Regions from separate parts of the Homo sapiens genome. Here region 2 is linked to region 1. Evidence: chromatin loops called from intact Hi-C (ENCODE). Cell type or tissue: HepG2. All regions are shown on one strand. Links, peaks and the distances in the headings refer to the core of each region. The heading gives the core; the rest is flanking DNA. Region 1 overlaps DOCK3 (dedicator of cytokinesis 3). Region 2 overlaps DOCK3 (dedicator of cytokinesis 3).

What was found. Peaks named below come from ENCODE experiments on the same cell type or tissue, not always from the same donor. Only the 100,000 strongest peaks of a DNase experiment are listed, where the experiment ranks them.
Region 2: a loop joins it to region 1, with 21 times the contacts of the local background. A loop is called at or near these places in 3 of 110 quality-filtered maps.

What each region holds. Positions count from the first base shown.
Region 1 is chr3:51,304,586-51,321,164 of GRCh38, forward strand. DOCK3 (dedicator of cytokinesis 3) reads left to right here. Exons shown (of 53, transcript NM_004947.5): 28 at 5,647-5,741; 29 at 7,419-7,494; 30 at 7,891-7,991; 31 at 8,259-8,317; 32 at 10,395-10,543. Among named protein-coding and RNA genes, the nearest start is that of MANF, 72 kb to the right of the region's middle. In HepG2, for the core only: a CTCF peak has its summit at 6,655; a DNase peak (open chromatin) is centred at 6,646.
Region 2 is chr3:51,092,567-51,109,145 of GRCh38, forward strand. The region is part of intron 9 of DOCK3 (dedicator of cytokinesis 3); the gene reads left to right. Among named protein-coding and RNA genes, the nearest start is that of MANF, 280 kb to the right of the region's middle. In HepG2, for the core only: a CTCF peak has its summit at 7,873 (motif pointing right); a DNase peak (open chromatin) is centred at 7,885.

The DNA.
Region 1 (16,579 bases), core at 2,825-10,824:
GGTCCTGGTGGCGTAGGCCCACAAGTAGGATCTCCTGATCTATGGGTTGCACAGATCTGTGGAAAAAGCATGGTTTCCCAGTCTGGGTAGCACGATCCCTCACTGCCTCCCTTGGCTGGTGGTGGGGGGCCCCCTTACCCCATGTGGCTCCCAGGTGAGCCATCGCACCACCCTGCTTTTCCTCACTTTCCGTGGGTCATGCCAACCACCTAGTCAGTCCCAGTGAGAGAACCTAGATACCTTGGTTGCCACTGCAGGGTTCACTCACCGTTTTGGTTCTTCTCTGTGGGACCCTCCAACTGCAGCTGTTTCTAGCTGGCCATCCTCACCCCTCTGATTTTACTTCTTTTAAATTTATTGGGACTTTCTTATGGCCTAACATATGATCTGTCCTAGAGAAGGGAATGCACATATTTTTCCTTCTATGTGCATTTGAGGAAAACGTGTGTATTTTGTTGTTAGATGGAGTGTTCTATAGACGTGTGTTAGAGCTAGATAGTTTATAATATTGCTCAAGTTTTTTATTTCTTTGCTGATCTTCTGTCTAGTTGTTCTGACTGTTAGTGGTATATCAAAGTCTTCAACTATTATTGAATTGTCTACTATTACTTTCCATTCTGTCAGTTTTTGCATTATATATTTTGAGGCTGTGCTTTTAGGTTGCATATATGTTTATAATTACGACTTCCAGACATAACTGACCCCTTTATCATTATAAAAATATCCTTCTTTGTCTCTAACAAAAATTTTTGTCTTAATGTCTATATTGTCTGATGTTAATATAGCCATACCAGTTCTCGTTTGGGTACTATTTTCATGGTATATATTTTTCCATTCTTTTACTTTCAATGTATTTGTACATTTGAATCTAAAGTGTGTACCTTGTAGATATAGTTGGATCATATTTTTAAATTAATTTTTCCCAACTCCGTCTTTTAGTTGGAGTGTTTAATTCATTTATGTTTACTGTAACTGCCAATAAAGGTAATTGGTAGGTTTTACACCTGCCATTTTGCTATGTGCTTTATATAGGTCTTATGCCAACTTTGTTCCTTTGTTCCTCCATTACTGCCTTCTTTTGTGTTAAATGTATTTAGTATGCCATTTTAATTCCCTCAGTGTGTGTGTGTCTGTGTGTGTGTGTGTGCGCGTGTGTGTGTGTGTGTGTGTGTGTGTTTTTATTATAGGGCAGGTCTACAAATAGAAAATTCTCTCTGTTTTTATCTGAGAATGTCTTGATTTCTTCTTCTTTTTTTTTTTTTTTTTTTTTTGAGACAGGGTCTTGCCCCGTCACACAGGCTGGGGTGCTGTGGCACAATCATAGCTCACTGCCACCACAGTCTTCCCAGGCTCAAGCGATTCTCCCACCTCAGCCTCCCAAGTCATTGGGACTACATGTGCACACCACCACACCAGCTAGTTTTTCTTTTTTTTTTTCTTTTTTTTTTTAAATTTATTGTTGTAGAGATGGGGTCTCGCTATGTTGCTCAGGCTAGTATCAAGTTCCTGGGCTCAAGCAATCCTCCCATCTCAGCCTCTCAAAGTGCTAGGATTACAGACATGAGCCACTGTGCTTTGCAGTTTCTTTAGTTTTGAATGGTAGTTTTGCTGGCTGTAGGATTCTTTGTTGATGGTCTTTCATTTCAGACTTTGAATATTTCTGCTGTCTGCCTTCTGGCCTCCACTATATCTGATGATGTCACCTTTTCATATTATTGAGGGTTGTTTGTTGTTTTTCTCTTGTTGCTTTCAAGATTCTCTTTATTTTTGGCTTTTGACACTTTTGATTCTAATGTGGCTCTATGCGAATCTCTTTGATTTTATCCCCTGTAGAGTTTGTTGAGCTTCTTGGCTGTGTAAAGATTTTTTCATCAATTTTGGAAAGTTTTTGCCCATTATTTCTTCCCATTTCTCTTTCTCTTTTCCTTCTGGCACTACCACTGTGTGTGTGTTTATACCCTTAATGATGCCCCACAGGTATCTGAGGCTCTGTTCATTTGTCTTCATTCTTTTTTCTTTTTGTTTTTCCTACTTGAGATAATCTCAGTTAACTTGGCTTCAAATTTGCTGATTCTTCTGCTAGCTCAGATCTGCTGCTGAGCCCCTTTAGTGAATTTTTCATTTCAGTTATTGTATTCTTCAATCCTAGAATTTATATTCGGTGTACTTTAAGTAATTTCTACCCTTTTTGTTGGCATCCTCTATTTGGTGAGTCATTGTTCTTACACTTTCCTTTAATTCTTTAAGTGTGATTTCCTTCATTTCTTTGTTTAAAGTATTTTCCAAGCAAGTCCAATGTTTGAGCTACCTCAGGAAAAGTTTTTATTTACTTCTTTTTGCCCGTGTATGGGCCATACTTTCCTATTTTTTTATATCTTATAATATTTTGTTGAAAACTGGACATTTTAATTAATTTGGCAACTCTGGAAATCAGATCCCTTCCCCACATCCCCAGGGCTTGTTATTGTTGCTTTTTATTGCTTTATGTTGTTGATGATGCTTGTTTCTTTTTTTAGTGACATTATTGGACTCATTGCTTTTTGGGGTTTTTTTAGACAGGGTCTTGCTGTATTGCTCAGGCTGTAGTACAGTGATGTGATCAGAGCTCACTACAACCTTGCCTGGACTCAAGAAATCCTCCCACTTCAACCTGCTGAGTAGCTTGGATTACAGGCATGCACCACCACATGCAGCTAATTTTTTAATTTTTTGTAAAGATGGGGATCTTGCTATGTTTCCCAAGCTGGTTCCAAACTCCTGGCCTCAAGTGATCCTGTTGCCTCAGCCTCCCAAAGCACTAGGATTACAGATGTGAGCCACCATGCCTGGACCCATTCTTTAATATCTGTATTTTTTAACTATATGCAGTCACTAAAGTCTCCATGCAGTTAGTTAATGATCAGCTAATAACTGAACAGATATTTTCTTAAATGCCTTAAATCAATAACTCTCCGCATTTTGTAAAGTGTTTTTTTTATGTGTATGTGTTGGGGCTCACTGTCATTGCTCCAGCACTTTTCAGTTCAGCCATAGCCTTCACTTCCTGCTTGCCCAGAGCCTCAAGGTCAGCACAGGTGAGAGATTAGGCCTTCTCAGGCCTTCCCTAGGAATGTGCACAGCCCTGCACTCATGTGTGGCCTTCTAGATTCCCAGGAATATGTCAGAGCTTTTCAAGGCCCCCTATGGATATTTCATTCCTCAGATTTTCCTTATAATTTTTTTTTTTTAGCCATTCTCTGGTTTGCCCGAAATGACATGGCTGCTTCATGCAGCTGGGATGTTAAATTATATGGGTTTTTTTTTTTGTTTTTTTTTTCTCTCCAACAAATGCCTTGGGTATAGAGTTTTCCTCACTGAGTGAGCTCTGAGTCAGGTTAAATTAAGACAAGCCCTATGAATGGAGTTTTTCCAGGAAGCTGCCAAGCAGGTCAAATAATAACAATTCTGGGGGGTCAGGACTTTTTGTAGGAGTTCCAAAACCATTCTGTCCCTTCTAATGGCTGCTAGGCTCTGGTTTTCATGACTTTCATGATTCTACAGCAGCTTGTTTTTAAGGCTACTGTGGAGGTGGGAGGGGAAGGGAATAGTGCAAGTTAAAAATGCAACAAAACTCATTGTTATTATTCATCCATTTTTCTTTTTTTTTTTTTTTATTGATCATTCTTGGGTGTTTCTCGCAGAGGGGGATTTGGCAGGGTCATAGGACAATAGTGGAGGGAAGGTCAGCAGATAAACAAGTGAACAAAGGTCTCTGGTTTTCCTAGGCAGAGGACCCTGCGGCCTTCCGCAGTGTTTGTGTCCCTGAGTACTTGAGATTAGGGAGTGGTGATGACTCTTAACGAGCATGCTGCCTTCAAGCATCTGTTTAACAAAGCACATCTTGCACCGCCCTTAATCCATTTAACCCTGAGTGGACACAGCACATGTTTCAGAGAGCACAGGGTTGGGGGTAAGGTCATAGATCAACAGGATCCCAAGGCAGAAGAATTTTTCTTAGTACAGAACAAAATGAAAAGTCTCCCACGTCTACTTCTTTCTACACAGACACAGCAACCATCCCATTTCTCAATCTTTTCCCCACCTTTCCCCCTTTTCTATTCCACAAAACCGCCATTGTCATCATGGCCCGTTCTCAATGAGCTGTTGGGTACACCTCCCAGACGGGGTGGTGGCCGGGCAGAGGGGCTCCTCACTTCCCAGTAGGGGCAGCTGCCGGGCGGAGGGGCTCCTCACTTCTCAGACGGGGCGGCTGCCGGGCGGAGGGGCTCCTCACTTCTCAGACGGGGCGGCTGCCGGGCGGAGGGTCTCCTCACTTCTCAGACGGGGCGGCCGGGCAGAGACGCTCCTCACCTCCCAGACGGGGTCGCGGCCGGGCAGAGGTGCTCCTCACATCCCAGACGGGGCGGCGGGGCAGAGGCGCTCCCCACATCTCAGACGATGGGTGGCCGGGCAGAGACGCTTCTCACTTCCTAGATGGGATGGCGGGCGGGCAGAGACGCTCCTCACTTTCCAGACTGCGCAGCCAGGCAGAGGGGCTCCTCACATCCCAGACAATGGGCAGCCAGGCAGAGACGCTCCTCACTTCCCAGACGGGGTGGCGGCCGGGCAGAGGCTGCAATCTCGGCACTTTGGGAGGCCAAGGCAGGCAGCTGGGAGGTAGAGGTTGTAGCAAGCCGAGATCACGCCACTGCACTCCAGCCTGGGCACCATTGAGCACTGAGTGAACGAGACTCCGTCTGCAATCCCGGCACCTCAGGAGGCCGAGGCTGGCGGATCACTTGCGGTTAGGAGCTGGAGACCAGCCCGGCCAACCCAGCGAAACCCCGTCTCCACCAAAAAAATACGAAAACCAGTCAGGCGTGGCGGCGCGCGCCTGCAATCGCAGGCACTCGGCAGGCTGAGGCAGGAGAATCAGGCAGGGAGGTTGCAGTGAGCCGAGATGGCAGCAGTACAGTCCAGCTTCGGCTCGGCATCAGAGGGAGACCATGGAAAGAGAGGGAGAGGGAGACCGTGGGGAGAGGGAGAGGGAGAGGGAGAGCGAGAGCGAGAGCGAGAGCGAGAGCGAGAGCTCTTTGTTTCTTACAGAGCGTACATGGGACTCATCCATTTTTCTTGAGTAAACATTTCTTGGATTGTCACAAGCCTTTGGTTAACCAGTATTAGCCACCCCATTGCTTTCATGGACAAGCAGATTTTCAGAGGTCTTTACTCTGCCATTCCTAAAGTACCTCTCCCATCATCGTGTTCTTAATATCCAAAAAAGCATGTTCTTACAATCAAACGCTCAGGGGCCATGCCCCAGAAAATGAAGCCCATGGACTCAGTCGGACACCAGTTTGGCTAGACCTTAGTCTGTCCCATGCTTTGGGCTTTGTGGGTATAAAGTGGGTATAGAGCTGCTTTGGGCACTGTGGGTATAGAGCTACCTCTGTTCTGCCCAGTTTGGGTCTGCTTCCATCTGGCCTGTGAGAGTACCCAGAACTCACTCTCATGTAGCCCTCTAAGAGAGAAACAACTCACAGAGAGAACCAGATCTAACTCACTGGTCCCACCCATTGTCATGATCTAGTGGCGGCCAGGAGTGGCCTATTGAGGAGATGCATATTGTGGTGGTGGTGTCTCACATCAGCTTTCCTCTGCTGTCAGGAATTTCTGCTGAAGATTTTTTGCGTGTTCCGGAACCTGATGAAGATGAGTGTCTTCCCTCGGGACTGGATGGTAATGAGACTGCTCACAAGCAAGTAAGTATGGAAGGGCTCTGTATCAGCATCACTGAGCTGTTCTCAGACTAAGAAGAGTATGTGTATTTCAGAGAGGGAGCACATGAGCAAGACAAATAAAGGCCAGGGCCATGGGAACAGAGAGGAGAGGGCAAATGAGAAAAACATTTTTGTGCTTAGTAGATGATGGCACAGTAAGGATAGAGAAGAAAATTTTCAGGATGTGAAATATAATATCCAGAGAAGGGTTCTTCCTTGAGGAAGGCCTGCTCAGTGGCCCACTGGCCTCTGCTGCCCTATAGGTTTGGGCATTATCCCAAGCCTTCTTCTCAGTTTGAATTGTGTTGTCTACCAGGCAGTGCTTGCCTCCCATAGACAGTGCCAGTTATCCACCTGAGACCTGGCTGCAAGGCTCTGACCACTTCTGATTACTGACATAGAATTTACTCTAAAGATAATCCTAACCTGACTGCCTCATTTATATTTCTAGCTTGTGCTTCCTCCTGGCAAACCAGACAAATGATGCATGTGGTAAGGGGCTGGCTCATCTGGTCTCTCTCTATTCAGCAGAAGGCTACTTGGCCTCCACACTCTAGCCCATTGCCTCCTCCCACTGATCTGCCTTTTATATTGACATATAAAATACAGTGAAAGTGTCTGTTAGATATATTAGCAAGATACTAGCATGGTCTTTCCACTTTACACCTTTTATAAGCACTGTAACTTTTTCCAAAATACAAATGTTTTATAAAGAATAGAAGGATGATTGTAAACAAAGTTGCACAGATACTTCCTCAAATAGTGACTTTTCCATTTGAATCTTTCTTGTTTCTATCTCTTAGCTCCATTCAGAGCACTTCAGGCTCCCCAGCTTGTCCTGCAAGAGCAGCTTTTTCTTTCAAAGCTTTGACCCTTTAAATTTTTCACCCCCTCTAGTGGTGGACTAGTCTTTCTAATGCACTGTTTTTGTCATGTTCTTCTGCATCTAAGCAGAGGTGGCCACTGTTAGATGTAAGTCTCTTTGCCAGGTAGCCAAGGCCCTATGTAATGAAACGTACTGTCCCACTAGACTTCCTCTCCACTTCACTCTCTTGTTCCAGCAGGACAGCCTCCCATTGTCCCTTCTATGTGCCCAGGCTGAGATTGAGAGTGATTACTCAAGCTAGACCAAAAGAGCTGAATTCAAATGACACATAGATGAAAATAATAGTATATGACAAAAGCAAAGATTTATTAACTATATAAACCCCTGTTATCCAGTATAATAATAAAATTATGTTCTAAATCCTACAAAGTGATCATAATATCTCTTGATTACCCAGAGATCCCCAAAATACTAGAACTACTCTGAACTGGGAGAAACCTTAAAGAACCATCGATCTCCTACCACCTTTTATAGGCAGGGAAAATGAGACCCAGAGAGAAGTATGAAGGCCAGGTAATGACAGAACTAGGTCTAGAACCCACTGATGTCCTGTGCTGTCCTGCCAACTGTGGGGCATTTCTCCAAGACTGGTTTTCTGTAGAGATTTTTTCTATAGAGTTTGTACCATTTTCTCTTTCCTTTATAGTCACATCTTACATGGGAACAAATTGTACTCAAGAAGTTTGCACACAGGCTATAGACAGCTGATACCAAGCCATCAGATGCCATTGTTAGTCTTTTAATTCTGCCAATGCCTTGTTTCCTTACTGCAGTATTATAGTCACTACTGTCCAGTACCTGTCCTCTGCACTGCACAAGAATTTCACAGAGACTGACTTTGACTTTAAGGTAGGCACTCCTGAAATATCCATCACTATTATTGCAATAACCTTAGAAAGCCAAAACCAAGCTCACTTGTTTTTTGCTTTATTAATAGATTCATAGTATCAAACAGCTTCCAAGCCTGATGATGATTAGAATATGACCTGGGATACCCCTGTTGGAAGTGTTGGTAGCCAAACTCCATGAGTATGCTTTCTAGTCCAGAATCAACACAATTGGCTTCAGAAGGAGTTAAGGGGGAAAAAAAGAAAAATTCTTGTTTGCAAAGATATTTAAAAGGGAAAAAAAATGAGGATCTTAAGATTGTAAAATGGGTTCTATGCTACATGCATGTATTTAGTAACGCTCCCTACAAGATTAAGTTCTTAGACTGTCACATTTTCTCTTTCTCTGTCTGTCTAGGTGTGGAATTCTTACTTTAGCCTGGCAGTTCTATTCATAAATCAGCCAAGCCTTCAGCTAGAAATTATCACCTCAGCCAAAAGGAAGAAGATTCTAGATAAGTAAGATAAACGTCTTATATTCATCTCCTTACCACTTGGCCAAATAGGGCTATGTTTCGTTGAGAGTTCTTTCAGAGGTCCACAAGGTTCTCAGCTGGGTGGTTTCCCAGGGGCCCAAGTGTGGGAGTTCAGTCGAGAGCCCAAAGGCTTAGCGCATTGGGAAGCATTAGAAACAAACAGTGCTGAAGTCCTGGCCTCATGGGTTTGCAGCCCTATCCTCCTGAACCTTCTCCCACTAACGGTTGGCTCCTGTGTTACTATTCTTAGGTATGGGGACATGCGTGTAATGATGGCCTATGAACTGTTCAGCATGTGGCAGAATTTGGGTAGGTTTTTTCTCCCTATTCTTCCCTTCTATATATTGCATAGCCAAATAGAAAGTAGCAAGACTAATAACATCTCCCAGGCTTTATGAATGTTAATTCAGGCCCAAGAGATCCTTACATATCTTTCACATAACACCTCAGATGGATGGTGTAGCACATGTGCATAAAGCCCTTGGCAAGGAGAGTTTGTCTGAGAAATAAGACCTCAGTAATACATATGCCAAATCCCTTTTTTTAGGAACTAAAGTCAAAAGAAAAAAAAGAAAAGGAGGGCTGTAGTAGTTTTTTCCAATTTGAGAACCCATTCCTATAAGATCCTCCATGCTCTTCACTTCCCAGTCTGGATGTTGCAGGCTCAAAAGCTTAGATCTGAGATACCCAGTACATGAGCAAAGGTGGCTATTAATTTTAATAAAGATTGAAACATTTATTGGATCTCTGGTATTCATGCATCCAGATCAGATACTTGACACCAGTTGCATGGAGTAACATATAAGAAGAGAACTGCAACCTCTGGGTGAGATCAGTTTTGGCTTCCCTTCTTTGCACAGCTTCTGCTTTGAATGCTTTGAAAATAGCCACTGCTTTGAATCTAAATTTGTCAGATCAGTGTTTTTGGTAGAATTTCTGGGTTGCCCTGGTGACTGAGTGGGCCATCCTGTGATATTGTAGAGTTCTGAGTGGCCTGTCAAGATGCTGGAGAACTATTATTATTTCAAGTGAAGTCTGCTTTCAGCTGAGCTCATGGTTCTGAAGCTGTAGGAATGATGGTCATAAAATCTCCAGTCCTCTGTTAACCATCCCCACCACTAACCTAGAGGCAGCAAGTAGGATATGAAGTATTTCTGCCGGCGAGAGGGCCTTCTATTCATGAGTGGGGATGCATTTCCCCAATCAGACTTTCCAACACTCTGGTTCCCTGTATCCAGCACAGTTTGGAAATGGATTTTAACCCAAAGTTGACTCTGAAATTCCCAGGAATGCAAGAGACTGGCTACTGTGCCAAGTACCAAAATTGGAATATGCTGAACCAGCCTCAGGGCTAAACATTTGCTTCTTAGAATTTTTTTTAATACCAGATTTGCCTGATAAAGCCTTTTCTGCCTCATTTCTTTTGGTGGAAATGACATTCTCTGGTCCCCAAGAAATGGTTTTACTTGGCCGTAGCATTCATTGCACAGACCCACAGTTTATCTCCTCAATAGTCTCTGAAGGACTGAGAGCAGAGCTCTGAAAGATGGTTCACTCTGTTTTACCATTGCAAGGAAGAGAAAAATCCTATCCCACCATCCACAGGACTGTCTCTGGCTTCTGGTAACATACCCTAGATGGCACGCCAATGAGAGGGAAACCCACATCACACACTTACCATGGAAATGCTTCATTAAGGAAGTTGAGGGTTGAGCTGAGCCAAGTAGGTGTAATGGCACCATCAGAAATGCAATATGAACACAAAGGGAGTTCAGGGTGGGTAAAGAGAGAATCTCTAAGCCAGCCTTTTAGGGTAGGGCTGTGCAGGAGACTCCTGCTAGCTCAGGAGGAGGACTTCTTTGGCATACATGAACATAGGCAGTGTAAAAATCCATGGACTTATTAGACGTCTGGTGGCTAGACCAGGGACTGGATATCCTCATCACTTAAATGTCTCTGGGCTAGAGCTAGAAACTCCAAGGAGAGTGCATTGTATTTAAGCAGAAATATTGGGTTTTTCTTGTTAAATAAACACTGTGAATAGACCATCTGACACTCATAGGTTACTCAGAAACCTATTCTGTCTAGAGTAGCAAACTCTGTTCCTTCATCTCAGAGAGATTTTCAGGTAGTTTGTGGGACTGTCAGGAAATTCTTTGGAAAAGCAGTTTTGTGACAGTTGCGCATTTGCTTTCACTGGGCTAGGCCAACTTTATCCATAAACTCTAAAAAGTTGAGGGAGAGTACCTCAGAAAACCATAGGGGAGAGCTTGTTTTGCTCTCAGAAGCTTCCAGTATGGATTGTAGCATGTGTTGTGGCCCCATTTGGGAATCTTCCATGGAAGGAGCAAAGCAGGCATAAACTAATTTGGGTTTTGTTTTTCAGGTGAACATAAGATCCACTTTATTCCGGGAATGATTGGTCCTTTTCTGGGTGTGACACTGGTCCCACAGCCAGAAGTACGGAATATCATGATTCCCATCTTTCATGACATGATGGACTGGGAGCAGAGAAAAAATGGCAACTTCAAACAGGTAAGACACCTGGCAGTGTTCGGGGTATTCTCTGGAATGGATCCCTTCTGCTTAGGCAGGTGGCCTAGATGACCAAGCCATGATTCTAGTGGGGATGGGCTGTAGTTTGGCTAATTTGAATCCTGTTCAAGGGTTTTCCCTTACTTGCTGGCCAAAATTGATTTGTGGATTTTCTCCATGAAGTTAGAGGCCAGAAAATAATGAGGCCAGGAAAGAATGAACATCACTATAACTTTCTGATCAAGGAATGATTGAGACTGTAGCCTCCCAGTTTCAATCATGATAGGGCCCTGGGAGTGTGATGTCATTCCTTTACTGAGGATTTTCACTGTATAATCCAGGCATTTCTAGGGCTGCAGCCCAGACCAGATGACTTCTCATGGCTCAGGGTAGCCCAGCATTTTATAGACTACTGCACAGAGGGGTTGGTCCAGGAGATACAGGCCCCTTGGCTTCCAACTGAATGGCTTCAGGCTGTCCTCCTGTGTAGTTCTTTTGCCACCACTAAGTGTAGGAGATGGCCCCTGCCTTTATATCTGTAGCTCCAGGGGATAGTACCAGGACCAATAGGGGCTAATGATGAGGAAGCCAATTTTAGCTAATCAAATAAATAACTTGCTAACAGCAAAAACTGTCCACTGTAAGCAGGCCTGCTTTGGGAGATAGAGATTTTCTCTCTTGGCAGATGATCTTCAAGCAGAAGCTCCCAGGAAACCTCTAGGGGAATTTTCTGTATTGGCTTGGGAATTGTACCAGTTCCCCACTAAGCTCCTTCCGAGCCTGTGATTCTGGGATGAACCAGTGGTCTATTTAGAATAGGTGACTGTAACAGTGAGAAGTAGACCAGGCAAACAGTAATTTTTAAATATTTATTTATTTTTAAATTTACATAGAGTAAAATGTATTCTTCTTGATTTACAGTTCTATGTGTTTTGGCAAATGCATAGTCGTGTAACCACTACCACAATCAAGAGTTTTTGAATACTTAAAAATTCAGTCTTGCTGTCTATTTGTAGTCAAACCCTTCCCCTGTTCTTAACAAATGCAACCATAGGTCTGCTCTTCATCACTATAGTTGTGCCTTTTCTAGACTGTCATATAAATGGAATCAAGCAAAGTGCAGCCTTTTGAGACTGGCCCCTTTCACTTAGCATAATGCTTTGAGAAATTAATCCATGTCACTGCATGTATCAGTAGCTTTTCTATGCTGAGTAGTATTTAGTTCATTCATTCACCATTTGAAAGACATTTGGGTTATTTCCTCTTTTGTGGATTATAAATAAAGCTACTAAAAACATTTCTTTACAGGTTTTTGTATGCATATAAGCTTTCATTTTTCTTGAGTGAATACTTAGGAATAGGATTGTTGGGCCTTGTGACAAGTGTGTAATTAGCTTTCGAAGAGGTTCTCAAACTCTTTTCTAAAATAGCTATACCATTTTGAAGTCTCAGCAGCAGTATATAATCGATTGCTCCGCATACTAACCAGTACTTAGTATTATCTGTTCGTTTGTTTTAGCCATTCTAATAGGTGTGTAGTTGTATATCATTGTGGTTTTCATTTCTATTTCCCTAGTGACTAATGGTGTTGAGCATCTTTTCATATGCTTATATACCATCTTTATGCTTCTTTGGTAAAATGAGTTCAAAGCTTTTGTTCATTTTCATTTGAGTTGCTGCTTTCCTTATTGTTGAATTGTAGGGTTCTTTATATATTCTGTATGTAAGTCCTTTGTTGAGCATATGATTTACAGATATTTTCTGCAAATCTTTAGCTTATCTTTTCATTTACTAAACAATATCTTTCTTAGAACAAAAGTTTTTAATTTTTATGAAGTCCAGTTTGTCAATGTTTTTCTTTTATAGATCATGCTTTTGGGGTCATACCCCAAGAACTTTTTCTTAACATAGGGCCACAAAAATTTTTCTCCTGTCTTTTCTTCTAGAAGTTTTATAGTTTTACATTTTAAATTTAGATCTATGATCTATTTTGAGTTGATTTCTGTATAAGGTATGAAGGATGGATCAGGTTCTTTTTTTTATTTTGCAACAAGATGTCCAATTATTCCAGCATCTTTTGTTGAAAAGAGTATCCTTTCTTCAGTTGTCTTTCTGCCTTGGTCAAAAACCAATTGCCAAAAAAAAAAAAGAAAAACAAATGGGTTTGGACAAGGAGAAGCTTAAAAAAAAGAAAAAGAAAAAAGACCTTTGAAACTTTGTATTCAAAGTTAGGAGGAGTAAGCTTTAGTGAGCTATTGCACCACGTGGTAACTATAGTTAATAATAATGTATTGTACAAAAATTAGCCAGGCGTGGTGCCACGTGCCTGTAGTCCCAGATACTCAGGAGGCTGAGGCAGGGGAATCACTTGAACCCGGGAGGTGGAAGTTGCAGTGAGCCAAGATCGCACCACTGCACTCCAGCCTAGGCAACAGAGCGAGACTCCATCACAAAATAATAATAATAATAATAATAATAATAATAATAATAATAATGTATATTTAAAAATTGCTAAAAGAGTAGACTTTAAATGTTCTCATTGCAAAAAAAAATTAGGTGAGGTGACAGATATGTTAATTAGCTTGATTTAATCATTTCACAATGTATACATATATCAAAACATCATATTGTACTCTATAAATAGATATAATTATTGTCACTTAAAACTACTTAAAAAATCAATTGACCATATTTGTGTGAATCTCTTTCTAGACTCTAGTCCTTCCGTAGATCAGTATGTTTATTCTTTCATCAATACCACGCTATCTTATTATAGTAGCTTTATAGTTAGTCTTAAAACCACATGGTGTGAGTCTGTCTTCCAGTTTTGTCCTTTTTTTTTCAGTATTGTGTTAGCTATCTAATTCTTTTTCCTTTTTTAAATAAATTTAGAATCAGCATGTCGATATCTATAACATTCCTGCTGAGATTTTGACTGGGATTGCAGTGATTCTATAAATCAAATTGGGGGCCGGGCACAGTGGCTATGCCTGTAATCCCAGCACTTTGGGAGGCCAAGGCAGGTGGAACATTTGAGATCAGGAATTTGAGAGCAGCCTGGCCAACACAGTGAAACCCCATCTCTACTAAAAACATAAAAATTAACCGGGCGTGGTGGCAGGTGCCTGTAATCCCAGCTACTTAGGAGGCTGAGGCAGGAGAATTGCTTGAACCCAGGAAAGGGAGATTGCAGTGATCTGAGATCGCACCACTGCTCACCAGTCTGGGCAACAGAGCAAGACTCTGTCTCAAAAAAATTATATATATATCAAATTGGGAAGAATTATGTCTTAATAGTCAATGAAAACAGTATATCTTTCCATTTATTTAGGTGTTCTTTTATTTCTTTCATCAGTGTTTTGTATACAGATCTTACACATATATTATTAGATTTATATGTATTTCCTGTTTTTTGGTGCTCTTCTAAATAATTCCATGCAACTGAATGATGTTGATTCCTTGAAAAAATTTTAGACTCCCTTTATTGTCAAGTATGCAGCATTTCAAAAAATTGTTCTACATGAACTTGAAAACAATGGGTATTCTGTGGGTGAGGGAGTAAAACTTACGTTTATCTAGTAGCTCAAGCTCCTTAATTATATTGTTTGAACTTCTGTAGCCTAACTAATGCTTTGCTACTTGATCCATTGGTTTTAAGAAAGTTCAATTAAAATGTTCCACTTTGTTTATATAAATATATAAATGATTGCAATTTTTAAATTTTATTTTTGTTTCTAGGATATAGAAATTCAACTGATTTTTATATATTAACATTATATCCTGTACCCTTGCTAAATTTACTTATTAGTTCTGGAAGCTTTTTTGCAGATTCCTTGGGATTTTCTATTTAGACAATCATGTCATCTGAGAATAGAGTTTTATTTCTTCCTTTCTACTCTATATATCTCTTATTTTTCTTGCTGTATCACATCAGCCAGGACCTCCAGGATGATGTTAAATAAGAGCAATGAGAAACTTGCTTTGTTCTTAGGAGAAAGTATTCACCAGTGTTTTACCAGTGAATATGATACTATCCTTATGTGCTTCTCCTATTAAACAAATAAATAAATATGATACTAGCTCTAAGTTTTTTATAGATTCTTTTTATCATGGGTAAATAGTATTTAAGATAAAACAGTTTGGGAGTGTGTAGCTCTAATGCCTCCAGGTCTTTGGGAAATAATAACTTCAAACAAAAAAGGAACTGTTACTTTTCTGTATTGTTACAACTTGTGCCTTCTAAATGTGCAAAATGCACAACACTTGATAAAAAAAAAAAAAAAAACCCAGTTACCAAGAAGTGGATGACATTGCAGAGCTATGCAATGGCTCTGAGTCAGCTGAAGATGGGGCTGGGTTACATTCCACCATCACTAACACTGACCAGCCTAAAAATACTTTTTCTAATTATAGAACAATATTTATTTATTGTAGAAAAATGTAAAATGCAATAGTGGGCCAGGTGTGGTGGCTCACACCGGTAATCCCAGCACTTTGGGAGGCTGAGGCGGGTGGATCACAAGGTCAAGAGATCCAGACCATCCTGGCCAACATGGTGAAACCCCGTCTCTACTAAAACTACAAAAATTAGCTGGGCGTGGTGGTGTGTGCCTGTAGTCCTAGCTACTCAAGAGGCTGAGGCAGGATAATCGCTTGAACCTGGGAGGTGGGGTTTGTAGTGAGCTGAGATTGCACCACTGCACTTCACCCTGGCGACAGAGCGAGACTCCATCTCAAAAAAAAACAAACAACAACAACAAAAAAACGCAATAGCTATAATGAAAAATTTTAACCCATAATCCTACCATTGTTAAGAACTTGGAGAGGAGGCAGTTTATGTCTTTTTTCTTCTCAATACATAGGCTTTTTTTAACTTAGAAAATGAAATTGTTAGAGGGCTGGCAAGATGGCCAAATAGGAACAGCTCTGGTCTGTAGCTCCCAAGATCAACACAGAAGGCGGGTGATTCCTGCATTTCCAGCTGAGGTACCCAGCTCATCTCATTGGGACTGGTTGAACAGTGGGTGCAGCCCACAGAGGGCGAGCCAAAGCAGGGTGGGGCATCACCTCTCCCGGGAAGCACAAGGGGTCGGGGAATTCCCTTCCCTAGCCAAGAGAAGCCATGAGGGACTGTGAACTGTGCAATCCGGCCCAGATACTGCACTTTCCCCATGGTCTTCACCACCCACACACCAGGAGATTCCCTCCAGTGCCTATGCCACCAGGGCCCTGGGTTTCAAGCACAAAACTAGGTGGCCGTTTGGGCAGACACCAAGCTAGCTGCAGGAGTTTTGTTTTTGTTTTTTTTTTTCATACCCCAGGGCACCTGGAACGCCAGTGAGACAGAACCCTTCACTCCCCTGGAAAGGGGGCTAAAGCCAGGGAGCCAAGGGGTCTGGCTTGGTGCATCCCACCCCCACGGAGCCCAGCAAGCTAAGATCCACTGGCTTGAAATTCTCACTGCCAGCACAGCAGTCCGAGGTCGACCTGGGACACTCGAGCCTGGTTGGGAGAGGGGCTTCTGCCATTGCTGAGGCTTGAGTAGGCAGTTTTACCCTCACAGTGGAAACAGAGCCACCAGGAAGTTTGAACTGGGTGGAGCCCACCGCAGCTCAGCAAGGCTGCTGCGGCCAGAATGCCTCTCTAGATTCCTCCTCTCTGGGCAGGGCATCTCTGAAAAAAAGGCAGCAGCCCCAGTCAGGGGCTTATAGATAAAACCCCCATCTCCCTGGGACAGAGCACCTGGGGGAAGGGGCAGCTGTGGGCACAACTTCAGCAGACTTAAACGTCCCTGCCTGACGGCTCTGAAGAGAGCAGCGAATCTCCCACCACAGTGTTTGAGCTCTGCTAAGGGTCAGACTGCCTCCTCAAGTGGGTCCCTGACCCCCATGTCTCCTGACTGGGAGACATCTCTCAGTAGGGGCCAACAGATACCTCATACAGGAGAGCTCTGGCTGGCATCTGGTGGGTGCCCTTCTGGGATGAAGCTTCCAGAGGAATGAACAGACAGCAAACTTTGCTGTTCTGCAGCCTCCA
Region 2 (16,579 bases), core at 4,159-12,158, 210 kb before region 1:
GAGCAGCTGTGGGCGCAGCTTCAGCAGACTTTAGTTTCCCTGCCTGATGGCTCTGAAGAGAGCAGCGGACCTCCTAGCACAGCGTTTGAGCTCTGCTAAGGGTCAGACTGCCTCCTCAAGTGGGTCCCTGACCCCCATATATCCTGACTGGGAGACACCTCCCAGTAAGGGCCTACAGACACCTTATACAAGAGAGCTCTGGCTGGCATCTGGCAGTTGCCCCTCTGGGACGAAGCTTCCAGACGAAAGAACAGGCAGCAATTTAATCCATCTTGAGTTAATTTTTGTATAAGGTGTAAGGAACGGGTTCCGTTGCAGTTTTCTGCATATGGCTAGCCAGTTTTCCCGACACCATTTATTAAATAGGGAATCATTTCCCCATTGCTTGTTTGTGTTAAGTTTGTCAAAGATCAAATGGTTGTAGATGTGTGGTGTTATTTCTGAGGCCTCTCTTCTGTTCCATTGGCCTATATATCCGTTTTGGTACCAGTAACACGATGTTTTGGTTACCGTAGCCTTGTAGTATAGTTTGAAGTCAGAGAGCATGATGCCTCTGGCTTGGTTCTTTTTGCTTAGGATTGTCTTGGCTATGCAGGCTCTTTTTTGGTTCCATATGAAATTTAAAGTAGTTTTTTCTAATTCTGTGAAGAAAGTCAGTAGTAGCTTGATGGGGATAGCATTGAATCTATAAATTACTTCAGGCAGTATGGCCATTTTCATTATATTGATTCTTCCCATCCATGAGCAAATGGAATGTTTTTCCATTTGTTTGTGTCCTCTCTGATTTCCTTGAGCAGTGGTTTGTAGTTCTCCATGCAGAGGTCCTTCACATCCCTTGTAAGTTGTATTCCTAGGTATTTTATTGTCTTTGTAGCAATTGTGAATTGGAGTTCACTCGTGATTTTGCTCTCTGCTCATCTATTATTGGTGTATAGGAATGCTTGTGATGTTTGCACATTGATTTTGTATCCTGAGACTTTGCTGAAGTTACTTATCAGCTTAAGGAGATTTTGGGCTGAGACGATGGGGTTTTCTAAATTTACAATCATGTCATCTGCAAACAGAGACAATTTGACTTCCTCTCTTTCCTTTATTTCTTTCTCTTGCCTGATTGCCCTGGCCAGAACTTCTAATACTATGTTGAATAGGAGTGGTGAGAGGGCATCCTTGTCTTGTGCCAGTTTTCAAAGGGAATGCTTCCAGCTTTTGCCCATTCAGTATGATACTGGCTCTGGGTTTGTCATAAATAGCTCTTACTATTTTGAGATATGTTACATCAATACCTAGTTTGTTCAGAGTTTTTAGCATGAAGCAGTGTTTAATTTTATCGAAGGCCTTTTCTGCATCTATTGAGATAAACATGTGGTTTTTGTCATTGGTTCTGTTTATGTGATGGATTACGTTTATTGATATGCATATGTTGAACCAGCCTTGCCTCCCAGGGATGAAGCCAACTTGATCATGGTGGATAAGCTTTTTGATATGCTGCTGGAGTTGGTTTTGCCAGTATTTTATTGAAGATTTTTGCATCGATGTTCATCAGGGATATTGGCCCGAAATTTTCTTTTTTTGTTGTGTCTCTGCCAGGTTTTGGTATCAGGATGATGCTGGCCTCATAAAATGACTTAGGGATGATTCCCTCTTTTTCTGTTTATTGGAATAGTTTCAAAAGGAATGGTACCAGCTCCTCTTTGTGTCTGTGGTAGAATTCGGCTGTGAATCTCTCTGGTCCTGGGCTTATTTTGGTTGGTAGGCTACTAATTACTGCCTCCATTTCAGAACTTGTTGTTGGTCTGTTTAGGGATTCGACTTCTTCTGGGTTTAGTCTTGGGAGGTGTGTGTCCAGGAATTTATCCATTTTTTCTATATTTTCCTAGTTTATTTGTGTAGAGATATTTATAGTATTCTCTGATGGTAGTTTGTATTTTTGTGCAATAAGTGGTGATATCCCCTTTATCATTTTTTATTGTGTCTATTTCACTTTTCTCTTTTCTTCTTTATTAGTCTGGCTAGAGGTCTATTTTGTTGATCTTTACAAAAAAATGAACTCCTGGATTCATTGATTTTTTTGAAGAGTTTTTTGTGTCTCTATCTCCTTCAATTCTGTCCTGATCTTAGTTATTTCTTGTCTTCTGCTTGGTTTTGAATTTGCTTGGTCTTGCTTTACTAGTTCTTTTAATTGTGATGTTAGGGCATAGATTTTAGATATCTCCCACTATTATTGTGTGGGAGTCTAAGTCTCTTTGTAGGTCTCTAAGAACTTGCTTTATGAATCTGGGTGCTCCTGTATTGGGTGCATATATATTTAGGATAGTTAGCTCTTCTTGTTGTATTGATCCCTTTACCATTATGTAATGCCCTTCTTTGTCTTTTTTGATCTTTGTTGGCTTAAAGTCTGTTTTATAAGAGACTAGGATTTCAACTCCTGCTTTTTTTTTTTTTTACTTTCTATTTGCTTGGTAAATATTGCTCCATACCTTTCTTTTGAGCCTATGTGTGTCTTTGCATGTGAGAATGGTCTCCTGCTGGGTCTTGACTCTTTATCCAATTTACCAGTCTGTGTCTTTTAATTGGATCATTTAGCCTGTTTACATTTAAGGTTAACATTGTTATGTGTGAATTTGATCCTGTCATTATGATGCTAGCTGGTTATTTTGCCCATTCGTTGATACAGTTTCTTCATAGTGTGGATGGTCTTTACAATTTGGTATGTTTTTGCAGTGGCTGATACTGGTTTTTCCTTTCCATATTTAGTGCTTCCTTCAGGAGCCCTTGTAAGGCAGGCTTGGTGGTGACAAAATCTCTCAGCAATTGCTTGTCTGTAAAGGATTTTATTTCTCTTTTGCTTATGAAGCTTAGTGTGGCTGGATATAAAATTCTGGGTTGAAAATTCTTTAAGAATGTTGACTAGAGCTTCAACCACAGCCCTCCTTGGGGTATTAAAAAAGCCTGGAACTGACAACACCAGAATCCAGAATCTCCCAGTTTCTTAATACCAACTTGATGGTGGAATTTGCATTGTCTAGTGCAAAATGCAGCCCTTTTAACATTTACATTTGATCTTTATCTTCTGGTTATACAGATTACTTTATCTAATTTTACCTGTTATTTGTTTTAAAGCTTTTCACCCCATCTTACCCAACTTTTAGTGGAGAAAGGTAATACTCAAAAGCTCTCTCAATTCTTATAACAGCATATAAAACATTTCATGCTCATTAAACTAACACCCTTCATTCTCTCATTCTTTTCAAATGTCAATCCTTAAGTGACATAAATAAGGTTAGCAAAAAAAAAAAAAAAAAAAAAAAAAGAATGTTGACTATTGGCCCCCATGCTCTCTGGCAAAAAAAAAAAAAAAAGAATGTTGACTATTGGCCCCCACGCTCTCTGGCTTGTAAAGCTTCTGCAGAGAGATCCACTGTTAGTCTGATGGGCTTCCCTTTGTGGGTAACCCGACCTTTTCCTCTGGTTGCCTTTAACATTTTTTTCTTCATCTCAACCTTGGTGAATCTGACGATTATGTGTCTTGGGGTTGCTCTTGTGTCTTGGGGTTGCTCTTCTCAAGGAGTATCTTTGTGGTGTTCTCTATATTTCCTGAATTTGAATGTTGGCCTTTCTTACTAGGTTGGGGAAGTTCTCCTGCATAATATCCTGAAGAGTGTTTTCCAACTTGGTTCCATTCTCCCCGTCACTTTCAGGTACACCAATCAAACATAGGTTTGGTTTTTTCACATAGTCCCATATTTCTTGGAGGCTTTTGTTCATTCCTTTTCTTTTCTTTTTTTTTTCTCTAATCTTTTCTTCACACTTTATTTCATTAAGTTGATCTTCAGTCTCTGATATCCTTTCTTCCACTTGATCAATTCGGCTATTGATACTTGTGTATGCTTCACGAAGTGAAGCTGTGCTGTGTTTTTCTGCCCCATCAGGTCATTTATGTTCTTCTCTAAACTGGTTATTGTAGTTAGCAATTCCTCTAATCTTTTTCAAGGTTCTTAGCTTCCTTGCATTGGGTTAGAACATGCTCCTTTAGCTTGGAGGAGTTTGTTATTACCCACCTTCTGAAGCCTACTTCTGTCAATTCACCAAACTCATTCTCTATCCAGTTTTGTTGCCTTGCTGGTGAGGAGTTGTGATCCTTTGGAGAAGAGGCGTTCCGGTTTTTGGAATTTTCAGCCTTTTTGCACTGGGTTTTCCTCATCTTCGTGGATTTATCTACCTTTGATCTTTGATGTTGGTGACCTCCGGATAGGGTTTCTGTGTGGACATCCTTTTTGTTGACGTTGATGCTATTTCTTTCTGTTTGTTAGCTTTCCAGGTCTGCTGGAGTTTGCAGGAGGTCCTTTCTAGACCCTGTTTGCCTGGGTATCACCAGCGGAAGCTGCAGAACAGCAATGTTCCTTCCTCTGGAAGCTTCGTCCCAGAGGGGCACCCACCAGATGCCAGCCAGAGCTCTCCTGTATGAGGTGTCTGTCGACCCCTGCTGGGAGGTGTCTCCCAGTCAGGAGGCACAGGGATCAGGGACCCACTTGAGGAGACAGTCTGTCCCTCAGCAGAGCTCAAGCGCTGTGTTGGGAGATCCGTTGCTGTCTTCAGATTCACAGGCAGGAGCATTTAAGTCTGCTGAAGCTGTGCCCACAGCCACCCCTTCCCCCAGGTGCTCTGTCCCAGGGAGATGGGAGTTTGTTCTGTAAGGCCCTGACTGGGGTTGCTGAGTTTCTTTCATAGATGCCCTTCCCAGAGTGGAGGAATCTAGAGAGGCAGTCTGGCTACAGAGGCTTTGAGGAGCGCAGTGGGCTCCACCCAGTTCGAACTTCCAGGTGGCTTTGTTTACATTGTGACAGGAAAACTGTCTACTCAAGCCTCAGTAATGGTGGCTGGCCCTCCCCTTACCAAGCTCCAGCATCCCAGGTTGAATTCAGAGTGCTCTGCTGGTAGCGAGAATTTCAAGTCTGTGAATCTTAGCTTCCAGGGCTCCATGGGGGTGGGATCTGCTGAGCTAGACCACTTGGCTCCCTGGCTTCAGTCCCCTTTCCAGGAGAGTGAACGGTTCTGTCTCACCTCACTGGCGCTCCAGGCGCCACTGGGGTATGAAAATAAAACTCCTGCAGCTAGCTTGGTGTCTGCCCAAACGGCCGCCTAGTTTTGTGCTTGAAATCCAGGGCCCTGGTGGCGTAGGCACCTGAGGGAATCTCCTGGTCTATGAGTTGCGAAGACCGTGGGGAAAGCGTAGTATCTGGGCCAGAGTGCACTGTCCCTCATGGCACAGTCCCTCACGGCTTTCCTTGGCTAGGGGAGGGAGTTCCCTGACTCCTTGTGCTTCCCTGGTGAGCCAATGCCCAACCCTGCTTCAGCTCACCCTCCATGGGCTATACCCACTGTCTAACCAGCCCCAATGAGATGAGCTGGGTACCTCAATTGGAAATGCAGAAATCATCTGCCTTCTGCGTTGATCTCGCTGGGAGCTGCAGACCAGATCTGTTCCTATTTGACCATCTTGCCAGCCACCGATCGGAGTTTTGCTCTTTTGCCCAGACTGGAGTGCAGTGATGCGATCTCAGCTCACTGTAACATCCGCCTTCCGGTTTCAAGCTGTTCTCCTGCCTCAGCCTCCCGAGCAGCTGGGATTACAGGTGCCCACCACCATGCCCATCTAATTTTTGTATTTTTATTAGAAATGGGGTTTCACCATGTTTGCCAGGCTAATCTTGAACTCCTGACCTCGTGATCTGCCTGCCTTGGCCTCCCAAAATGTTGGGATTACAGGTGTGAGCCACTGTGCCTGGCCCAAAGTCCCATTCTTACTCTCTTGGAGTTTTTTCAGCATTCAGGATACCTTGCATAAACTAAACTTTTTCTTGAAAATCAGTTGCTTCTATAATTGAAATAGAGGGCTCTCCCTGAGAGTCAAGCATTCTACCCAAATGAGATAATCTGCCTCTGTGAAAATCTTAGGGGACCCTGGAGATAAATTTTATTTTAAAATGATGGGCGAGCACTTTTTTATTAAAGCAAACAATTTTGTTTCCCTCTGCAAAAGAGGTTATGTATGTAATGCAGCTAGAGCTTATCTGCAGGATTTAGGCAGTCCACTAATAGACCTGCAATTTAGTCTTGGTCCTTCGACCCTAGGCCCCATCGTATAGTCTAGCCTGTCTTAACTTGGTCCAGGACATAGACTCCAGCTCACTAACCAACATTTTCGCAAAGATTTTCTGTGAGTTCCAGCAGAAATAAGAGAGGAGCTGGTACCTTGTCTCTGGTAACTGTTAACATCACTTTCTTTTTCTACCCTGCTCTCTGGTCTGTCATTGTCAGTATACTTAAATTCCCTAAAAATTACGAGGGGCTAGAGAAATTAATAGTATTCTCTCTTTTTCTTTCTCTTTCTCACACATCCACAAAGAAAGCTAATGATTTCTGTGCCCTATGGATGAGGAGGCCAACAAATGGATGTTTAAGTGAAACTTTATAATCCTGTTGCCCTGCTAAGTTTTTCATCAGTATATTTTGTTGCATAACTCAAAACTGAAAATATAGACAGAATGAATTCAAATAGGGTTTAAAGCTAAATATATTTCATACTAGTGGTCAGACTGTCTTGACATGCTTCTACATATATGCCCAACACATCAGCTCTTACTCGGAAGCATTAAAGTGAAAGTCTTTTGAGAGATAGACACAGTGAAACTTTTACTTTAGATATATACTTTGGCCTGTGGTTAAACCTGCCTTTTTCATCTGAAAATAAGATCAGAAACTGCTGTTCTGTATATGCCATCCTTCATTATGTTCTGAGTCTAACTGTTAGGCTGTGGAAAATTTTTAATGTATCATCCTACAGAGTCTGGATAACAACAGTGAAAGAAAAGATCAGGTTCTTTAGAAAGTTTCACATTGTTTACAAGAAATTTGACTTCTTCTCTGCCTAAAAATACGTAGGACAAAGTAGAGCAGAATGACTGATGCGTCTCACATATCAAAAAAATCCTCTGTGAGGAGAGGAATGTGGAGAATTAAGTGAGATCAGAGGTAGAAGTTACAGTGTTTGGTAAAGTCATTTATTTATGCACCAAATGTTTATTTTTACACCTGCTATGTGCTTGTGCTGTTATAGGCTCTAGTAATATGGCAGTGGATAAAACACACAAAAATCCATGTTCTCATGAAGCTTACATAGTAGGGACAGACAGTAAATAGAAATAAGTAAATTGTATCATATTTGAAGGGATAAGTGTTATGGAATAGAAAAAGTAAAGCATAAGGGAGATTTGCTGTGCTAAATAAGATTGTCAGGGTAGGCCTTACTGAGAAGGTACACCTACTGTGGGGCTACCTTCCAGGGAAGAGACTTAATTTGTCCCATCCTCTCATCCTTTGATCTCTAAATGATTTCTAAATTAATGAGGTGGAGCCAAGGGATCAAATTACTGGCAGCCATGTCACCCTTATTTACTTAAGGATAAATAAAAAAAACTAGATAAAGAAAGAAAGAAAGCCTTTACAGTGACCAGATGACAGACGATGGTGGCTTGGATTCTGGCTATCTTCTAAAGGTAAAGCTGTGCTTATTTTGTTTCTGGTATGGTGGAGTAAGCCCCTGACAGTCTGGCCCTCCTACAGTTAACACTGAGCAAAATCCAAAAACTACCTGACGGTGCTGCCAAATGAATAAAGCAGGCAGATATTGTAAGGCAGTAAAAAGTTGGAGAAAAAGATCAACATGAGGTGAATTTTCTGTTTTTTGTGGTTTTGATCTGAAAGTGAGCTGTAGTCCTAGCATAGTATAGAGTGTCTGAAACTCCATTAGAAAGCCTGCCATATTTTTAGCCTGAGGAACCAAGAGATGGAACCTGGGGCAAGTATGGCCACCAGAGGGAGTTCTGGAGAGAAGAGAGCAGGAAATGGGAATCTCAAATTCTATGTATGAGCTCTACCCATGTCACTGGCTCACCTCTGAACCATGCGTATCCAAGGCAGACGCAAAGCAGCTAGCAACAAAGGCTAAAAGAAAACTGTGATTTGACCCACCACAGGAGAAATGGAGATTATAGATTAAGTCTAATCAAGTTAATTCACCATTAAAACAAAAATACTAATTCTCTTCAGAATATAGCAGAATTCAGATTCTCTACAATGTAACATTTACAAGGTCCAGGATAAAATCCAAAGTTATGGGATAACCAGAAAAATTAGTTACTTCAACAAAGCAATAGCTAAATTTAATTTATCTTTTTTTTTTTTTTGAGATAGGATCTTGCCCTGTTGCTCAGGCTGGAGTACAATGGCACAATCATGGCTCACTGCAGCCTCAGTTTCCTGGGCTCAAGTGATTCTCCTGCCTCAGCCTGCTGAATAGCTTGGACTACAGGTGCACGCCACCACGCCTGGCTAATTAAAAAAAAATTTTTTTTTTTTTGTAGAGATGACATCTTGCTATGTTGCCCAGACTGATCTCGAACTCTTGGCCTCAAGCGATTCTCCCACCTCTGCCTCCCAAAATGCTGGGATTATGGGCATGAGCTACCATGCTCGGCTTAGTCTTTCTTTTTTTTTTTTTTTTTTGAGACGGAGTCTCACTCTGTCGCCCAGGCCGGACTGCGGACTGCAGTGGCGCAATCTCGGCTCACTGCAAGCTCCGCTTCCCGGGTTCACGCCATTCTCCTGCCTCAGCCTCCCGAGTAGCTGGGACTACAGGCGCCCGCCACCGCGCCCGGCTAATTTTTTGTATTTTTAGTAGAGACAGGGTTTCACCTTGTTAGCCAGGATGGTCTCGATCTCCTGACCTCATGATCCACCTGCCTCGGCCTCCCAAAGTTCTGGGATTACAGGCGTGAGCCACCGCGCCCGGCCTCGGCTTAGTCTTTCTTAGAAAATTGCAAGGCGGTAGAGATCATCAGGATGCTGAAAAGGAAAATAGATAACTTGTGGTAGAATGATACTCCATTGTGAACAAAGTGGTGGTAAACTTTTGAAGATGTTTTTCAACTTACAGTGAAAACTAGAAAATAGCCATAATATGTACACACTAATTCCTCCCTCTGTTCCTTTTCCTTAGAATATTACTAATGTAAGCAAAAATGTTACAGAGCCTGCTATGAGCTGGTAACATTTATCAAATGAACAAATGACTTATTATAAACTCTCAAGATGGAGTTCCAGCATTAAATCTATAGTTGCAAAAAAGGCTTCGTGTAGAATCCAGCTGAATTCAGATTAAGGCATTCTAGGCTTTCTCCCATTTCTACTCCTGCCTCAAAGCCAGGCTCACAGAAAGCATGATTTAAACAGACAGTCACTTCCCCTCTGATCCCAGCATCCACTTGGCTAAATCTCACATTTGCAAAGTACCACTAAAGCTTTTCCAGAGTTGGGGATAAAGGAAAATATGAAGGAATCAAAGAAAATACAAGCTTGAAGTTTGTTACCTTTCTTGAACTTCTTTTAAAAAGTTTTGTTGTCATTAAAATATATTTAGCTGGGGAAATTTTAACTAATTTGTGTTTATCTGAAAACGTGGTACTTGGAGAAACAGCTCAACTGTAAGGCCTGTGGCTGGTGTCTTTGGAGTTACAATCATTGAGGGTCTCTGGACACAGACTTCTAGTGACCGGAGGTGTTTCTGTCAGAGCCAGAGCATTTATTCATAAACTGAGGATTATTTTCTCTACTTTTACATTTACAAAGCAATGTAAAATATCTGCCTGGCTGTAGATCAGGATTTATTAAAGATCATCTCAAGACAGAGCAAGATTTTAAAAACTGGATATTTTAATCTTCACATGGAAGTGAAGAACACAAGGTACTGGATTCTGTCAGCAAATCAATCAGTATGTCAGGATTTGTATTTTGAGGAATGTGCTAAATGGTGTTTAAAAACAAAGTCTGGATCAGTATATCAGGGTTTATATTTTGAGGAATGTGCTAAATGATGTTTAAAAACAAAGTCTGGAGACTCATGAGAGAGAATGGAAAATTGAGTGACATATATGTATACTTGCTGTCCATGGAGTAAGCTGTGTGGCTGTTGTTAGGGTAACTAGAAATCAGCTACAAAAGAACAGAAGAAATAGTGTTGTAGAAATAGCACAAACAAAAGGAAGCCCTGAGACGAGATGGCTCCTTTGCAGTGCATGGGAACCAGGAGTCCAATAATTATGACTCATTAGAAAAGGTTAAATGGTATGAGAGAAAAATAGAAATTTAGAATTTCAAATATAAAATATATACAATTATGAGTTTTTAAAAATCAGTTCTTGGTTAGAAAAGGGAAAATATTTTGTTGATGTGTAAACTTCTAATGGCATCTAGAGATATGGCTGCTGGTTTCTGAGAAGGAATGCTCCAAATATGTTTCCCTCTGAGCACATTTAGAACAGAGACTCCCTTGGAAATAGATTCTGCCAGTTGTTTACCTTGAACTCAATTGTCATTAAAACTACTATTCCCCTCCCACTGCAGGAAAGCCACAATACACTTTATATGGACTCTTCAAATCAAAATTGTAAAACTCTTTATTAAATGTCTACCTGCTTGTTGCTATTAAGTTTTGAACCTAAATATATAAAACGATATCTTTTTCTTTCAAGGGGCTCTAATGGAAAATATAAATATTTCAGCACCCCAAGACATAGAATGGAGAGAAATATATAGCAGATGTACTAAACCAATGGTGGTGCAGGCCCAAGAGCTGTGCTACAATGAGAGCCTGTGCTACAATGAGACTACAGAGCAAAGTAGGTGACATGCTCATGCACAAAAAAGGGAATAGAACAGAAGAGATAAATTCTAGCATCTCAAAAAGTGAAAGCAAAGCTAGTTTATAAATGGCACAGGAAAATGAGCCTTATTGTCGTCCTGTTTATTCAACAAAAATCATTTTACCTTTCTTGATTATCTACCTTTACCAAACTTAGCCCTGAATTACTTTCTGTCATTTCTAATAAATCTACCCTCAAAAAATTGATAAGCTACTCCCAAGATACTTAAGCCATGTGCAATAGTCTCATAGAAGGTTCAAAACAATTCTCCAAATGCTTAAAGCAGGTTGACTCTATTTAGTGCCTACAATGTGCCAGGTCCTATTCTAAGTCCCAGATATCAGTGAAAACTAGTAAAATACCTCTGCCTTCAAGGACTTAATATAAATCTATTGCCTTATGTGTACAAAGGAAGGATACATTTCTTTGGCCAAGTTGGACTCTGTGAGCTTCCTGAGCTATGTTTGTGCTCAAGGAGAAAAAAAACTGGGAGGATATTCACTTATCCAACTACACAATGGGATGAGCCCTGTTCTAATGTCCTGGGGATATACTAGGGAGCTAGACAGCAATATTTCTACCCATAATGGGGGATGAGGGAGAAGCAGACAAAAAACAGGATGAGTAAGTAAAATATGCGACATGTTCAATTATTTATATACAGATATTATATGTATTAGAAAAATAAAGCAGAGAAGGGAGCTAGAACATGGGATAGGGGAAATTTTTGATAGGATAAATGAGGAGGGAGTTTTACTCAGAGGATGACAATTGAGTAAAGACCTAAAAGAATTGGGGCAACAATCAGGTGAATATTTTGGAAAAGAAGTTTCCATGTACAGGGAACCACAGCAACTTCAGAAGCTCTCAGGCAGAAGCATGAGCCTGAGGACAGCAAGGATACCAGTGTCATTGGAACAAAACGAACAAGGACATAGGACAAAGTAGACCGTGAAGTCAGAGAAACAAATGTCTGGCCTTGGCGAGGGAGTGGTAGAGAACTGTGGGGTTTTGAAGGCTATTGTAAATGCTTTGGATTTTACTTTAAGTGAAATGGGGACCATTGAAGGTTTCTGAGGGGAAGAGGGACATGTTCTGACTTGGGTTTTAACCTGTTCACTGTAGTAGCCATGTTGACAGTGAATTGTGGGAAATGCAGGCAAAAACAAGACCAGTTGGGAGACTTAATATAATAATATCAGGAGAGATTGGGTTTGGACCAGTGGCAGCAGTAAAATGGCTTTATATGAAAATGTTAACAGTGATTATGATTGCCTCTGAGTGAACAATTTTAGTGGGATTGTGGACAATTATAGCTTTCTGCTTTTGCTTTTAAGTAATTCCCAGATTTACTTTAGTAAACACTTATAATCTGAGAAAAATATATAAACAACAATGAAGAGTTGCTCAGGGTATTGTCAGAACGTCTAGGAGGATTTCCCATTACTTTTTTAATTTTTAAAATGTTTTTAATATTTTTGAGACAGGGTCTTGCTCTGTCTCCCAGGCTGGAGTGAAGTGGTAGAATCACAGCTCATTGCAGCGTTAACCTCCTAGGCTCAAGTAATCCTCCAACCCCAGCCTCCTGAGTAGCGGGACTACGGGTGTACACCACCGCACCTAGCTAATGAGAATTTCCCATTTATTCCTGAGGGTTAGGAAAAGTTTTCTGGAAGAGATAATGGGAAAGCATGAGTACTCCTACTAATCTTTGCAGTGAGGGGCAGAAGGTATTCCAAGCAAAGGAGAGAGTGTGAATAAAGACTTGGGAAATAAGCAGTGGCAGGAAGCACCACAAGCATTTGATGTTGTTATAGTATGAATGGTGAAATCAGAGATGAGGGAAAAGAGTGTTCTGTGCCAACTAAGGGTCTTGGGCCTTATGTATAAAGAAGATGATAAAGAACATGATTGAATTTTAAGGAGGGGCCTGGCATAGTCATCTTTAAATATCAAATCATCCCTCCAATGGTGAGGATCTCATAGTGCACAGATAATGTGCAGAGGTTGGGTCTGAAGTTTAAATAGTTTCTAATAAAGTTAAGCATATGCCTACTCTGTTTCAGCAGTTCTGCTCCTAGGTGTATACCCAAGAGAAACAAGACATGTGCCCATAAAAAAGACAAACAAGAATGTTCATTGAAGCTTTGTTCATCATAGCCAAAAATTGGAAACAAATCACATATCAACAGGAGAATTGATAAATAATTGTATCTATATACATACATTGTATCTATATATAATGGAATACTACTTAACCATAAAGAATGAAGTATTGATACAGCAACATGAATGAATCTTGAAAGCATTATGTTGTGTGAAAGAAGCCAGACACAGACTCCTGCTCCAAGATGGCCAATTAGATGGAGCCAGAAGAACATTTCCCACTGACATCCCGACATTGGGAAGATGGTTGCACTCCTAGCACATCTTCAGAGGGAAGACATTGCAAGCAAATGGAGGGAAGACATAGAGGCTGGATTGAAGGGGGAAGAAGCTGGGAATTCTGCATGGGGCTACCATGCACCAGGATTCATTCCTGACCTTCAGCAACTCCTGCAGAGGGGGTGAGTTGAACAGACAAGGAACAATCTGCTCTTGCCACAGGCCCCACAAATCCTGGCAGGGAGAGATCCCTCAACCACCACAGACACTTATGTTGACAGGGAAAGCTGCTTAGAGAAGTAGTAGGGGCAGAACTCTGGTCAGGGTGGAGCCCAGAGGGTTTGGTGTGGGAGCATCTGTAGTGGAGCATGGCCAGAGATGCCTCTCCCGCTAGGCTTCACTTGCTCCAATAGGAGACTTTAGCCCCTAGAGGAACTGTCTGACCTGAACTCTGCAAGGTGATCTGGCCCATGAGATAGAGCCGGGTCAGACCTGAGCACCCCTCAGTTGGCTAGCCTCTCCCAGGGCCCCAGCCTGGCTGTGCCTGCATCAGTGCAGCCCTCAGGTAATTTGTGGGTACCCACATCATAGCTCCTGCACTGGCAGGCCACGCTTGGTCGGCAGAGAGCTCCAGCATAGCAGCCCCCACTGACAGGCTGCAGCCCACCCACACCCTTCCTCCACTGCAGCCTCCCCATGCCACTTTGCCTGCACACACGTCACCATGGCCGCTCTCTATATCACTTTGCAGGCATGTGTGTGTGTGCGTGCACCCTGCCATGCCACACCTGCCTACATGAGTGTCCTTGCCCTTGCTTCCCCCTGCCACACCGCCATTGTTTTCAGAATGTTGGTGGGCTCCTTTCCTCACCAGTGCCTTGCCCCTGCACCAGGGGTGCTGGCATAAAACTAGGCATGGAAAATAGTGGACTTGCCCCTAGCCCTGAGCAGCCACTGCTGCCGGCATCAACGCATACAGTGGATACACACAGTCCTGCTCCCACCAGTACCCTGCCCCCGTGCTAACACCACCATTGTGCAAATGTGAGCATAGTCACTAATAGGAGGGGGTGCCCCCCCCAGCCATACTTCAAATGCTTGAATGGAAGCTGGCACCTCAGTACCCACTAGCACCCTGCCCCAGCAGACAAGTGTGCTCCCCACTGCATTGCCGCTGCCATTGGCACATGAAAACAAGATCCCGCTGCCACCACCATATGAAGTACTTTGGTTGGCACCACCCAGCAGAGTGTTGTGACCAGCAGTCCCAGAGCACCTTGACCCCTCCAGTGCAGCAGATTCCTAATCTCAAGCCAGATTTCAAAGCCAAGCTTGATATCAGTTTCCAGAGTGAAACCAGACATTATAGAAGTCCTGAGCTGAGCCTTGGTCTCCTAAAATCTTCCAGTAATGAAGCTAGTTGACTGAACCCATCTTATATCACAATCAAACCCCCAAGGTCATTAAGTAGTATAAAAGGGAAAAAAAAACCATCCAAAGGATAGCAGGTTCAAATATTGAAGGAATATTAGCCCACAAAGATGAGAAAGAACCAGTGCAAGAACTCTGACAACTCAGAAAGCCAGAGTATCTTCTTTCCTCCAAACAATTGCAACAGTTCTCCAACAAGGGTTCTTAACTGGGCTGAGATGGCTGAAATGACAGAAATAGAATTCAGAATATGAATAGGAATGAAGATCATTGAGATTCAGAAGAACGTTGAAACACAATCTAAGGAAGCTAAGAATCACAGTAAAACAATACAGGAGCTGACAGACGAAATAGCCAGTATAGAAAAGAACATAACCAATCTGATAGAGCTGAAAAACACTCTAGAAGAAGTATTAACAGCAGAATAGACCAAGCTGAGGAGAGAATCTCAGAGCTTGAAGACTGGCTTTCTGAAATAAGACAGACAAGAATAAAGAAAAAAAGAATGAAAAGGAACAAACAAAACTTCCGATAAATATAGGATTATCAAGAGATTGAATCTGCAACTCACTGGCATCCCTGAAAGAGATCGGGAAAATGGAAAGAACTTGGAAAACGTATTTCATTATATCATCCATGAGAACTTCCCAACCTAGCTAGAGGGCCAACATTCAAATTCAGGAAATGCAGAAAACTCCCAGAAAATACTTCACAAGAGGATCATCCCCAGTACATGTAAGTCATCATATTCTTCAAGGTTGAAATGAAAGAAAAAATATTACAGGCAGCTAGAGAGAAAGGACAGCTCACCTACAAAGGGAAGCCCATCAAACAAATAGTGGACCTCTCAACAGAAACCCTACAAGCCAGAAGAGATTGAGGGCCAATATTCAACATTCTTTTTTTTTTTTTTTGAGACAGAGTCTTGCTGTGTTGTCCAGGCTGGAGTGCAGTGTCATGATCTTGGCTCACTGCAACCTCCACCTCCTGGGTTCAAGCAGTTCTCCTCAGCCTCCCAAGTAGCTGGGATTACAGGCACATGCCTGGCTAATTTTATGTTTCTAGTAGAGACAGGGTTTTGCCATGCTGGTATCATCATTCTTAAAAAAAGGAAATCTCAGCAAAGAATTTCATATCCAGCCAAACTAAGCTTCATAAGCAAAGGGGAAAGAAGATCCTTGTCAGGCAAGCAAATGCTGAGGAAATTAGTTACCACCAGACCTGCCTTACAAGAGCTTCTAAACGAAGCACTAAATATGGAAAGGAAAGACCATTGCCAACCACCACATACACACACTTAGGTACACAGACCAGTGACACTATAAAGCAGCCACACAAGTTAGCAAATAGCTTAAACAAATAAACACGAACACAGGATAAAATTTACACATTCACTACTAACCTTGGATGTAAATGGGCAAAATGCCCCAATTAAAAGGCACAGAGTAACAAGGTGGATAAAGAAGCAAGACCCAGTGGTATGCTGTCTTCAAGAGACCCATCTCACATTCATTGATACCCATAGGCTAAAAATAAAGGGATGGAGAAAAATCTACCAAGCAAATGGAAAACAGAAAAAAGCAGGGATTGCAATCCTGATTTCAGACAAAACAGATTTCACACCAACAAAGATCAAAAAGACAAAAGAGCATTATATAATGGTAAAGGGTTCAATTCAACAAGAAGACCTAACTATCCTAAATATATATGCGCTCAACACAGGAGCACTCAAATTCATAAAGCAAATTCTTAGAGACCTTCAAAGAAACTTAGACTCCCACACAACAATAGTGGGAGACTTCAACACCCCACTTACAGTGTTAGATCATCAAGGCAGAAAATTAGTGAAGATATGCAGGACCTGAACTCAACACTGGACCAAATGGATGTGATAGACATCTACAAAACTCCACCCCAAAACAACAGAATATACATTCTTATCTGCACATGGCACATACCCTAAAATTAACTACACCGTTAGACATAAAACAATCATCAGCAAA